Regions from separate parts of the Homo sapiens genome. Here all the other regions are linked to region 2. Evidence: chromatin loops called from intact Hi-C (ENCODE). Cell type or tissue: endothelial cell of umbilical vein. All regions are shown on one strand. Region 1 overlaps AKT3 (AKT serine/threonine kinase 3). Region 2 overlaps AKT3 (AKT serine/threonine kinase 3). Region 3 overlaps AKT3 (AKT serine/threonine kinase 3).

Region 1 (2,500 bases), 81 kb before region 2:
TATCAGACACAGAGTGTAAATGAAACAACTACATTTACTCTATGTACAAGAAAACAGAAGCCAAACTTGAAATTTTCCTCAGTGAAATATAAAACTATACAAGAGACATGTCTAATTTGGAAGAGAAACAAATTTTGAGAACTGAAAAATACGATGTCCAAAAATAAAGACTCAATGGACAAGCTAAATATCATAATTTAGACAGAGGAATGCTTATCTTCAGTGAGTAAAAGAAAATAAACCCTGACCTAGAACTGTCTTACTCAGTAAAAACATCCTTTAAAAATATGGAAAAAATGAATGCATTTTCGCACAAATAAAAACTAAAAGACCATCAATGGATAAATGGATAAACAATATGTGGCATATACATACAATGGAACATTACTCAGTCTTAAAAAAAGAAATTTTGACACATGGTACAAAATGGGTGAACCCTAAAGACATTAAGCTAAATGAAATAGGCCAGTCACAAAGGGAAAAATATTGTATGATCCCACTCACATGAGTTACTTTACCCTTAACCATTTAAACACATTAAATGACAACTACAAGCAAAGCCCATAGCACCACGTTGGATATTTAATAAGAAGTAACTGTTAGCTGGGAAGAGATACTATTAACTTAATGATGTTAAATTTTTTAAGGAAAGATGAATGTACTTTAAAAAATATGTACACATTTTAAGAAATATAATAAGTATTTTCTTACTGAAGCAAAAAGGCACAGAATTTTGATTCCTTTATCCTGGAATCTCTCTTGTCTCAACGTTGCACTGTCACTAATCCAAACTGAGTACCTCATAAGAAATTGGGATGCTAGGACAATTTCTAAACGTCAAAATAACACATTTTGGTCAGGATACCTGGCAACTGTAAATGAATAAAAACATCTACAGTTACCCCCAAATTTCTGAAGAATACGTTTAATATCTTCTTAGGAATTCTGAGTGTCTAAGAATTTCTGGCATGTATTTAGTGACTAAATCATGTGAAATGGATACTTAAATTATGTTTATTAAAGTTATCTTTCATTCCTAGAGGGGAAAAATAATCATTTATTCTGTTTAGATTGCTGATCATCTGTTCCTAAATTTATGTCAACAGAAAATACTAAAAATCATAGACAATAAATTTGCTATGTAATATGTTTATTAAATACCCCCTTTGAAACTCCTTTGTAATAATTTGATCAAGCTAACACACATTTTTCAGAAGCAAGGTATTTCAGGAAGAAGAGATAATGTCAAAATTATCTTTTTTATCTGACTGATGTATAATCAATGATCCACCCTCTACAGATGGCTATGAAAGCATCCAAAAACTGTTTCTATGTGACAGAGCGCATCATGCTCCAAACGGACTGTTTTCCGTACTATTAATAAGACTATTAACATACTTTCTCTCAAACCCTTCGTTTCAATCATAAGTCCCACTTCAAGACTCATGAAATAATTTCATAAAATAAACAGGATATGTGAATGGTTAAAACATTGACCTAAGCACATCTGGCAACACAATTTATGCATGGCAAGGTAAAGATCATTGACACTGTATTTAAAATGTAAATCTTCTAATCTCCCAAAATCATGTACTCACTGTTCCAGAAACATTTCTAGAACGAACCAGAGCTTTCAGGATTAGGGCCAAGTATATTATAGTGAATTTTAATGTTGGCTTATGGATCTGATATCTGTCATTTACTTACTTTATGACATAAAGACAGACTTATCTGAGTAGAAAATATTTTAACAACTTATGAAAGCAAAAAATTGATATTTCTAAGTATAATTACTCAACTATGAAATCAAATATCAAATTTTTCTACTGAATGAAAAATTATCCCCTCATTCTCCATTAAGTATTGCCTACTAGCTATACAAAATTGTACGGCTTATTACTCTAATAAAGAAAAACAATATAAAGTTTATTTTACTACTGTTAACTAATAAACTAAAACCAATTTCTAAATCATCATTTTATTCTACTGAAATTCGCATACATTTTTAAAAAGTGAATAAACAGCCTACTCAGTAGAATTTTTGTTTCTCAAGATTCTAATAAGAACTTAGAACAATTTTATCAATTAAAAATGATATAAACTTTACAGCCTCAGAATACATCACACTAAAGTAATTTTCCAATTGGTAAGCTATATTTCAGAGAATCCTGCTGTCTTTAAAATCCTATCATAACTATGTAATAATACAAACTTTATCAATTATATTCAATGAATGAGAAGCTAGTGCTTTACTGTGAATCACTTGGAAGTTCACCTTAATATTTACTTTAGGCTTGAGCTCAAAACCCATTCAGGACAAAAGACTCTACCAGCCCTTCATGGATATCTGTTTATCACTACTGGCTTAAAAGCATGCCAACTGATTGGGGAAAATTTTGCAACAGATTTAAAATAAGGAAGGAGTCACAGAGCAGATGTACACATCAAAATTCTATAGCATACTCAAATTTAAATGAAAACGATTAGAACAATGTCAAAA
Region 2 (2,500 bases):
ACGACTTAATAAGGCTCATTTAAAAAATAATCCATAATCACATTTAACTATGACAACAGCTTTTCAGGATAGGTATTTACTACAGACCTTCAAAAAATATTAAAATCAATATTAGGAGGGAACTTGTAACCATAAAGTAGATATACAGGAACTAAAAGGTTCTGAGAATGGAACAGTCCTCATCCTACTCGACGTGGCCATGTGGGTAAACAGTAGTTGCCTAGCAACTAATCTAAACTCTAAATTTCTAATAAATATATTGACCACATAAGCAGGTGATCTCACAGATGATAAACCGCTTTACATCGAAGGGTTCTTCCTTTAATAATAAAAAATAATAATGTGCTTAAGTTATTTATCTAAAGTAGGAGTGAACAAGGTGTATTAAACCTAGATGATGAAAAATAAAAATACGAAATTAAACATAAACATACACACACAAAAAATCCTTGTCCTCATTTGGCCTTTTACGTCAGGACTTTACTTACCAAATTTATGGGATTAATCCATGAGTTTGCGGGTGAACCCTTTCCCCTTTTCTACTTTAAGCCATTCCCCTACAACCATTCAAACTGGCTTAATTCTCTTATTTATATATTTACATGTGATTAAATGCATATAGGATCGTACTTTTACATATATTAAATGATTCTAAAGATATCTCTCCAGATTACAGAACCTGTAGACACCACAGAAAAATACAACACTTTCTGTAACACGCTACACACAACATACCAGAAAGTCAAACCTAACTTAACTAGATTATAAATGCTCAAAATCAAGAATTACAAAAAAATCCCTTAATAACAAGCAAATTCCTAACACACGTTAAATATATCATTTCTCTCTTACTAGACATAGCATGACACAGTTTAACAGTATCAGAAAAAAGATCAACTTCTAAGACACCACTCACTGCTAGCACTCTTACCAACCGTATTATTTTTGGTTTGCGGAGCACTTACCCCTCTTCTGAACCCAACCTTCTTTCACAATGGTAACATCGCTCATGATGACTCCCCTCTGAGCCCCCAACTTGGAGAAATGGTACTTTGTGATATCAGCTTTAGGGTTTGGATTCTCTGCTGCTGCTGCCCTTCCCACTCTCTAGTGATGACTCAGCCTGGAAGGAAGTATTGAAGAAAGAATTTTTTTTCCATTCTTGCAACTCACAGAGCAATAACAAACAACTAATTCTTTGTAAATGTCTTCAACTGGCCTGACCTCACATAAAAGTCTGGCTCTTCAAACTGGGGAACTTATTTATTAAATAGTTCTATAATGAAAGCACTTCCCTAGTCTTGTGACCAATTTCAAATGATAGTGAAACTTTTAACCTAAGAGGTTGCAACAAAAAAGTCTTAAGAAAACCAGTCACGCCTACCCAAATAATAGAGAAAATTTGTTTGGTGATGTGTATTTGAGGTGAAGAGGGAAGAGAATGAAAGTTAATTGCCCTAAATCCCTGTAATTTCAGAAGCAATTGTAAATTTTTTGTTTTTTTTTTTTTTGAAACGGAATCTCACTCTGTCGCCAGGCTGGAGTACAGTGGCGCGATCTCTGCTCACTGCAACCTCCACCTCCCAGGTTCAAGCGATTCTTCTGCCTCAGCCTCCCAAGCAGCTGGGACTACAGGTGTGCGCCACCACGCCCTGCTAATTTTTGTATTTTTAGTAGAAACGGGGTTTCACCATATTGGCCAGGCTGGTCTCAAACTCCTGACCTCATGATCCACCCGCCTCAGCCTCCCAAAGTGCTGGGATTACAGAAGTGAGCCACCACAACCAGTCGTGAATACTTTAAGTGATATAAAATACAACGTACCAAGAACTCATCATTTACGTATTCTTACTCTGCCTGTTCCAAGAAATATTTTAAGGAGATTAAAAAATAATTGATTTCATATTATGTACTTATTATAAAGTAAAGTGAAACAAAGGGAATATGAAAGTAGAAAAAAATATTTAGTACTCAAGATGTGCCAAGAACTGTTACGGGTACTTACATCTATTATTCTTATGTGATCTTTATAACCTTATGAGGATACTATTAATTCCATTTCACAGACAAGGAAACTGAGGCTCACACAGATAAACCAACTTGCTCAATTTCAACACACCTAGTAAATGTGGAGCCAAGATCTGAACCCAGGCTGTCTGACTCCAGAGCCTGCATTCCAAAACTATACTGCCTTAAGATAAAAAGAAGTCAGAGTAAAGGCATACATACTTGGGAAAGATACGTCACAAATTTGGCATGGAGCTCTTGGGAAGACAATGCAAATAACAAAACACAACAGGCTTTCCTATTTACAGTATCCAAAAAAAATTTTTTTTTGAGATGGGGTTTCCCCCCATCATCCAGGCTAGAGTAGAGTGGCACAATCATAGCTCACTGCAGCCTCCAATGGGGGTCAAGCAATCCTCCCACCTCAGCCTCCTGAGGAGCTGGACTACAGGCAGGCATCACCATGCCTAGCTAATTTTTAAAAAAAATTTTT
Region 3 (2,500 bases), 51 kb before region 2:
AAAAATGGCACTGATAGACTGGCTCGACTCAAGGTTGCCACAAATCTTCAATTTGTAAGAAATGCAGTATTAGCAAAGTGCAATAAAACAAGCTAGGCCTGTACTTTAAATCATCTCTAGATTATTTAAAACACCTAATACAATGTAGATACTATATAAATAGTCACACTGTATTGTTTAGGGGAAAATAAGGGGAAAAAGTCTATGCATGTTCAGTATGAACGTAACCATTCTTTTTTTTTTTTCTCAAGTATTTTTGACACACAGTTGATAGAACCACAGATGCAGAACCCACAATGGGTATGAGAGGCGAACTGCATACCTATTATCTCAACTCCACTCCACTGGATAGAACATACTTCTCTTTGCTTCCAAAATTAAGTCCATCCTCAAAAACGCAATACGCCTAAAAACAACTCTGATTCATTATACCTTTAAACAACAGATTACTCAAACCAGAGCATTAAGTAAAATGGTTTTGTAAAAACTGTAAATATATGACACTAATAATTCAACATGTATATCACAGTATGAGTGCATATACTTTATGTTAATGAACAGAATTTAAATGAGACGAAGGATAAATGGTGAAGAAATCTTGCCCCCTTCCCTCGTCAACAATTCAGGCAAACCTAAATAAGAGGAGTCACTTATTCCAGTCCCCTTCTCTCAATAAGGAGGAGAGGAAGAGAAACATTCTGCCCCTGGGCGGCATAAAGAACAAACTGTGCTCCTGCAAGCTTCATTCAGTAGCTCTGGACCAAATGAATCAACATGTTTATCTGCTAATACAGCTGAGCTCATTTTAAAGTGTTATGCACTTAAAAGGAAACAAACTTTTTAAAAAACAAAACTAGTAAAAATTAGAAAGTTTTTGTTGTTTTAGCAAATTTAGTTAGGTTTATGAAGACCAAAAATTAACAGAATAAATCTTCTATTTTGTCAAAATGTTTATTCTCAACTGAAGAAGATTTAAGGAAACTCAGGCTCAAAAACATTTGATCTAGGGGTCAAGGACAGTCTGACTTCTTAGTTCTGCCAGCAGTTTTTTAAAGCTGCTTCCTGTACTAGGGAACGTTCACTGTTCTTGCACAAACAATAATAAGTCATTTATACAAACACCTTGGTTATTCTTTCCTTTTAAATTCACTGGTAATAACAAAGGCTACCATCATGATTCTAATAAACATTTTGAGCTTTTACCATTAAATTTCTATTAATTTATTATTTGTGGGGAAACAATTTATTCACTTAACTCAAAAATATGTCTCCAATGCTGCCAATCATGTGCCCGACATTATAGATAAAAGTCAGCAAAAGAGATACAGTCACTGCCCTCCCAGAGCTTCCAGTTTTGCTGACAAGATATTATGGAATTATACATCTATATATATAACCCGGACTATGAAAAGGGAAAAATATACCATGAAAGCAAACAACATGATCTGGCCCTGGGGGTCAGAGGATTCCTTTGGCAGTGATAATTAAGCTGAGATTAGCCTTACAATCACTAAACATGATTTGAAACACACACATTCCAAATCATCCTAGGAGTAGGAATGCTTACAGCTACATGGGGGAGGGGAGAAGAGTTTATAGGAGCCAAGGTAAAATCCATGACTTTAAAAATAAAGGTGAGAGCTTCATGTGTACAACACCAAGAGATCACTTATCTCTGTAGGAAGAAAAGCAATGGCCATTCCTAGCATACTTTCACTCAAAAACAGGTTTCGTAGCTAGAACTATTTTCCAATAATAAAGCCAAACATCAGCTATCAATCTAATAATCTCCAATCATCTCAAGTCCTCCAAACACATTAAAATGAATTTATAACAGTAAATGTATCACAAGCCTCAACACCCCGTATAAACCCAGTAATGAAAAAAGATGTCTTAAGCTTCACATATCACAGGTCATCTAATGTCAGAACAGAAACAAACTTCTAGAAATCATCTTGTAATAAAACACTTTTCACTGTGCAAATCAGGAGTAACACCCGAAGTGAAGCAGCAGCACTTACAATGTCACACATCTAGTTCAGAGTAGAACAGGAGGCTAGAGCATGGACTGCCTGAGTCCACTCTCTATGCTTTTTCTACCAGCATACAGCAGCAAATACATGACAAGAAACACACGTTGCAAATAAATAAGGCAGAATTTTAAGACACAAATTGCATTTCAAAATTTTTATTTTAAAATTTTTTTTACATATTTTTAGGGACAGGGTCTCACTATGTTGCCCAGGCTAGTCTTAAACTCCTGGCACAAGCAGTCCTCCCTCCTCAGCCTCCCAAAGTATTGGGATTACAGGCACAAGCCACCGTGCGTAACTCAAAATTTTTATACATTTTCAACTGACCCACACATGCTGCAGGCTCTAGAAAACAAATGCTCCCTCTTACCACATACCACAGAAGAGTAAAACTGAAAACAACAGCTGGGCACAGTAGCTCACACCTATAATCCCACATGCTATGGGAGGCTGAAGTGAGAGGATCT

The links. Hi-C counts contacts between places; a loop is a spot of excess contacts. Peaks named below come from ENCODE experiments on the same cell type or tissue, not always from the same donor. Only the 100,000 strongest peaks of a DNase experiment are listed, where the experiment ranks them.
Region 1: a loop joins it to region 2, with 2.5 times the contacts of the local background. A loop is called at or near these places in 7 of 110 quality-filtered maps.
Region 3: a loop joins it to region 2, with 4 times the contacts of the local background. A loop is called at or near these places in 17 of 110 quality-filtered maps.

The regions. Positions count from the first base shown.
Region 1 is chr1:243,761,155-243,763,654 of GRCh38, forward strand. The region is part of intron 2 of AKT3 (AKT serine/threonine kinase 3); the gene reads right to left. Among named protein-coding and RNA genes, the nearest start is that of AKT3-IT1, 32 kb to the right of the region's middle. In endothelial cell of umbilical vein, no CTCF peak of the experiment used is centred here; no DNase peak of the experiment used is centred here.
Region 2 is chr1:243,842,160-243,844,659 of GRCh38, forward strand. It overlaps AKT3 (AKT serine/threonine kinase 3), which reads right to left. Exons shown (of 14, transcript NM_005465.7): 2 at 966-1,123. The coding sequence starts at 1,011. Among named protein-coding and RNA genes, the nearest start is that of AKT3, 6.8 kb to the right of the region's middle. In endothelial cell of umbilical vein, no CTCF peak of the experiment used is centred here; a DNase peak (open chromatin) is centred at 1,182; H3K4me3 peaks cover 208 bases; H3K27ac peaks cover 1,713 bases.
Region 3 is chr1:243,791,055-243,793,554 of GRCh38, forward strand. The region is part of intron 2 of AKT3 (AKT serine/threonine kinase 3); the gene reads right to left. It overlaps AKT3-IT1 (AKT3 intronic transcript 1), which reads right to left. Exons shown (of 2, transcript NR_046761.1): 2 at 2,151-2,500. Among named protein-coding and RNA genes, the nearest start is that of AKT3-IT1, 2.1 kb to the right of the region's middle. In endothelial cell of umbilical vein, no CTCF peak of the experiment used is centred here; DNase peaks (open chromatin) are centred at 767, 1,027, 1,537 and 1,877; H3K27ac peaks cover 1,572 bases.